Linked DNA regions of Homo sapiens: region 2 is linked to region 1. A link is an interaction called in ENCODE POLR2A ChIA-PET data of the cell type or tissue named here. Cell type or tissue: A673. All regions are shown on one strand.

What was found. Peaks named below come from ENCODE experiments on the same cell type or tissue, not always from the same donor. Only the 100,000 strongest peaks of a DNase experiment are listed, where the experiment ranks them.
Region 2: POLR2A ChIA-PET joins it to region 1 with 11 read pairs; 2 of 35 experiments call an interaction of 5 or more read pairs at or near these places.

Annotation. Positions count from the first base shown.
Region 1 is chr12:117,466,039-117,468,538 of GRCh38, forward strand. KSR2 (kinase suppressor of ras 2) reads right to left here. Exons shown (of 20, transcript NM_173598.6): 20 at 1-1,167. The coding sequence ends at 1,161. Among named protein-coding and RNA genes, the nearest start is that of NOS1, 110 kb to the left of the region's middle. In A673, no CTCF peak of the experiment used is centred here; no DNase peak of the experiment used is centred here; H3K27me3 peaks cover 1,568 bases.
Region 2 is chr12:117,260,471-117,262,970 of GRCh38, forward strand. It overlaps NOS1 (nitric oxide synthase 1), which reads right to left. Exons shown (of 29, transcript NM_000620.5): 14 at 1-139. Among named protein-coding and RNA genes, the nearest start is that of FBXO21, 71 kb to the left of the region's middle. In A673, no CTCF peak of the experiment used is centred here; a DNase peak (open chromatin) is centred at 971.

The DNA.
Region 1 (2,500 bases):
CGATGGGGAAGCTACTTGAGGACCCCGCACCAGGCTAGAGCAAAGAACGCAGAAGTGTAACAAACATCCTCCCTTTGTGCTCCCCCAACAGGACTCCTCAAGGGTGACAGGCAGGGAAATCTTTTGCAAACGTGTTATCATAGGTACAGCCACATAACCCAACATGGACGTACCCCAAGAACCCGCATCCACCTTGGTGGGGGAATAAGCTTCACTGGTGTGAGTAGCAGAGAAGAGGGAAGAAAAGGAATGTCCTAGAACTCCCTGCCCAGAGCCCTGATTCTCAGGGACCAGACTTCAGGGGGTGCCCTGAATGACGGTGAGCTCTAAGGAGCCCCTCAGAAGTCATCTTGGCTTTCCAAATGGCAAGGAGGTGCGGGCAGTGAGGTGAAAAGGGATGCTACTCTCAGAGAACAGGAGAAAACAGCAGAAATGGGGGAATAGGTCCCCCAGAGAGACCCAGAACTCAAAAGACGTTCTAACTTTCCTACTGTACTTCAGAGCTCTATGCAAAGGTGCCACACGCCATGACAGGCTCGGGTTGGGGTGTCTGAAAACAGATATTTCCAAAGGAACGAGCTTAGCCACTCCCGACCTTCCCTGCTCGATCTTGGCTCAGTAGCCTTGACTAAGCTGCCACTCGGCTCTGTACCCTCCTCTTAGCTTCCCAGATGGTACAGCTGGAACCTACCACATACAGACAGAACTGAGGAGTGCCCCGTCATTGGGACAGTCTGGCTCTTGCTTGTCAAGGGGAAACAAGAGTGAACAACGTCAAACACACAGACACACACACACATAGCCCCGTCTGTGAGCCCCCCCACGTGGGGTCTCCTGTCCTAGTCCCATAGCCCAAAGGCACCACGTGCAGCCTGCAGTGCTCTCATTAGTGCTGTCCCCTGGGCCGCACTGATCAATAACGCATCACCCTGGCTGGTCCGGTTCAGTCCTAGCTCGGGGGTCCCCAACCCTGCCCGAGGAAAAGGGCTCAAGTCTGAGGTGCAGGGAGGCCGCCGAGCAGTTGTCCAGTGCTCCCAGGTCGGTCGGGGTTGGTACCCTCTGATGCTGAGTCTCTGGCCTCCTGAGCTGGCAGAGGACAGAGTAGGGAGGGAGAGGTGACGGGAGCCCAGGCAGCTGGGCGCCGTCCCGATGTCCAAAGGTCACAGCCTGGAGTGGGGAGAGAAGGGAGAGAGTGGTGAGAGGTCACAAGGACATGATGATGTCATCCGTTGTGAATGACACCCTCTCAGTGGGCCAGGTGGCTTGAGATGAACTGTTCCTGTCTTCTGCAAGAAGACATGGAAGAGATTTCTGTTAACTGAGTTCTTACTATATGCTGGGCTCTGCCACACACCTGATCCCATTTAAGCCTGAGATGAGCCTGCAATATAGGCTACTAATATTTTCAAAGATGAAAATAATCAGAGACGAACTTCTACGACAGAATCATACAATTTCACAGATGAAAACACTGAGGCTTCGGGAGGTTAAGTGTTTTGCCAAAGGGCACACTGCCAGGAAGCAGCAGGGTCAGGATTTGAACCCAGAACTTTTCCCACTTGGGCATGGACTAGGAATGGTCATCTAGTGTATGGGGCTGGGATAAAGCTCTGTAACAGCTAGAGAGGCAGGAAGAGGGGGTGGGACTGGGATCCACACTGCAGCCTCCTGCTATGAGCAGACTTTGATGTCCACTGCAGCAAAAGGAACTCATTTATTTTGTTGACTGCTGTATTCTCACTCTTAGAACAGTGTCTAGCACATAAAAGATGTTCAGTACACATAGGCTGAATAAAAAAAAAAAATGAATGAATGGAAGAGGGAATGAATGGAAAATTCCACTGAACCCAGCATCCTATTCTGCTAGACCACAGTCCTGTGTTTTTTTTTTTTTTTTCCAGCCCAACTCCACAATAAAATATAGAAAGAGAAGCCTCCTGCCTTTCCCTCCAACCAGTAAGCTTTAAGTCCCTCTCTTCAGTTGAACTGCTAGGTCCTGCCTGGAGCTCCAACACTAATTCTCTAACTTGCCAGCACTCCTTTAGCTGGGCAGAGTTTTTGCTTGTTAAAGCTTCCTTCTGTCTGTTTTCATATCCAATCCATTGTAAATCCTGCCAGGCTGCCACAATAGGGCTCGGTCTCCCTCTTGGCAGATGACAGCAGCTGAGCTACAGTGAGTACCTGCTATGTTGAGAGGCACCTGCTAACCAGGTGCTCTACACGTGGCCACATGGGACTTGCACAGCATTTCTGCTAGAGCAGTTTCACTGCCCTCACCTTTCAGAGCATGAAACTGTAGCTCAGAGAGGCCAAGTGATGTGCCCCAGGCCACACAGCTATTACGTAGTGGAGTGGCAATTTCAATCTATGTCTGTCTGTAAAGTTTATGCTCCTTCCAATGGTCTGGGGAAGGATAAGCCCCTGGGGAAAGAAGAGATTCCATCCTTCAGGTTCAGCAAGCTCAAATGGCAGGGGAAGGGAGTAAAAAAAGAGCCTCCTA
Region 2 (2,500 bases), 210 kb before region 1:
ATCAAAGGCGTGTTTGAAGATCTCACACAAGGTCTTGGCATAAGCTTGCGATTTGCCTGTCTCTGTGGCATAGAGGATGGTCGCTTTCACCCTCTTGGCCATAGCCTGCCCCATCAGCTTGGCCGAGAACTTGACAGCTCTGGAGGGAAGAGGATGGAGATGAAAAATGGGCAACAGAAAAGGGGAGAGAAGATGCTGGATTGGGACTTTCGTGCAAGAACCAGGATCCATGAAATATAACAGAAGAGAACTCTCTTGATCTTTGATGGCTTCAGGGGTTTCCTCAGAGGCACTTGAAGTCTTTGTGTTTAAGCACCGTATTATTAAAGTATTATTAAATCCTTTATTTTATTTTATTTTTTAACTTCTCTAGAGATAATGCTGGATATTAAATCCTTTATTAAATCCCACCAGAGGCCGGGTGTGGTAGCTCATGCTTATAATCCCAGCACTTTGGGAGGCCGAGGCAGGTGGATTGCCTGAGCTCAGGAATTTGCCACCAGCCTGGGCAACAAGGTGAAACTCCGTCTCTACTAAAATACAAAAAAATTAGCCGGGAGTGGCAGCGTGCGCCTGTAGTCCCAGCTACTTGGGAGGCTAAGGCAAGAGAATTGCTTGAACCCAGGAGGTGGAGGTTGCAGTGAGCCGAGATCGCACCACTGGGCACCACTGCACTCCAGCCTGGGCGACAGAGTGAGACTCTGCCTCAAAAAAAAAAAAAAAAAAAAAAAAAAATCCCACCAGAGCAATTAGTCATGAATTAAAAGGAGTAGTTAGTTTTGTTAGCTTGTTACTTGATTGATCCCAGGCTTAAGAACCTTGGTTTGCCAAGCATTGCCTCAAAAGATGATCGTTCATCCATTTCCTCTCTCTTTCATTCATCAAATATTTATTAAGTGCTTAACTATGTGTCAGTATTGTTATAGGAAATGGAGACCACAGAGAACATAGCTATGGAATGCAGCTGTCATAGGGCTCATATTCTAATGTGTGTGTGTATGCACATGTGTGAATGAGAGAAAGAGAGAGAGAAATGAATCACGAATTAGTCACCAGGCATTGAGTTTGATGGGATTTAGAGGTTTATTGGTCCACAAGGGAAGGACCAGGTCTGATTTATTCAGCAATGCATGTCAAGGGTCTTGCACAGAGCCTGATACCCAACAGGCACTAAATAAATATCTATCAAAAGAAGTTATGGGATGGGCATAGTGGCTCATGCCTGTGATCCTGGCACTTTGGGAGGCTGAGGCGGGAGGATCACTTGAGGCCAAGGGTTTGAAACCAGCTTGGTCAACAGAGTGAGACTTTGTCTCTACAAAAAAGAAATAAAAGAAGTTATGAATTTTAAAAGATGCTGCCACTGAGACCCTGGGAAGTCTGAACATCAAATCCAGCCTCTTTCTAACTAAACAGAGAAGCCCAAACCAGTGTCTCTTCCTTCTGCTCTACTGGGCAGGGCGAGTTCCAGGGGCACTAGCAGACAGGCCAGAGGCTCAGAAATACCCAGGCTCGACTCCTTAACAAGCCTCCCTGTTGTAACTAGAAATCTCAGTGCAGACAAATCGCTAACTTCCCCCCACCTGGGATTATCGGCGTTAAGTTCATTATTTTTTAGAATCAGGGAAACCGCCCACGATGCAGGAAGACTTAGCTAAGGGGAAGAAACAGAAAGGAATAAAAGGTACCTGGAGGGTTCCCTTTGAATAATTTGAGCATAAAGATGCATCTATAATTAATTCCCATTGTTACTACCCAAAACTTAATAGTGTAATTAATGTTTTAGATTTCTCCCTCCCCTTTCCCCCCAGAGACAGTGGAGCTGAACTGAAGCCAACAATTGCCCTCCCTGAGAATATCTGAGATATTCTTGTTAGGGAAATGGTGGCTGCTGATGTGTTCTTGCTTGGCTGGGGGATGGGATTAGGGTGGAAGGAGAGAGAGGGAGGGAGGGAGGGAGAGAGAGAGAGAGAGAGACAGAGAGAGGAGAGGGAGGGAGGGAGAGAAAGGGGGAGGGGGAGAGAGAGAGAGAGAGAAGAGAGAGGAGAGAGAGAGAGAGAGAGATTGATTGATTCTATGGGCTCTATTAATGGAGCCAGGACCTAGGTTTGGGTCCCTGCAAGACCCACCAGTGTCTTGTCTCTGGGGCCCATGGCTTAGATGACACCTGTTGTACAACTAGTTATCATACATAGAGAATTCTGGACCTGAGGGAGCTGAGGAAACAGAGTAGTGTCTTCTGACAAAAAGTTAGCTCCAAACAGTGGTCTTTGGTAAGTGGATCAGTGGGGTTCTCTTTTTTTTGGGGCAGAAGGCTGGCATCCCCGTTAAATCAACTTAGTTAACCCCATCCTACTTGTCAGCTGGTCCTCTGGCTGGTCAGGCATTCTTCAGGAAAATCACTCCTCAGTAGTCTCAGGCCATAACCCCCTTCCTTCCCCTCTTTGCTTAAACTTTCTTAATCTCATTCTTTAGCTCAATTGTCACCTCCTCCAGGAAG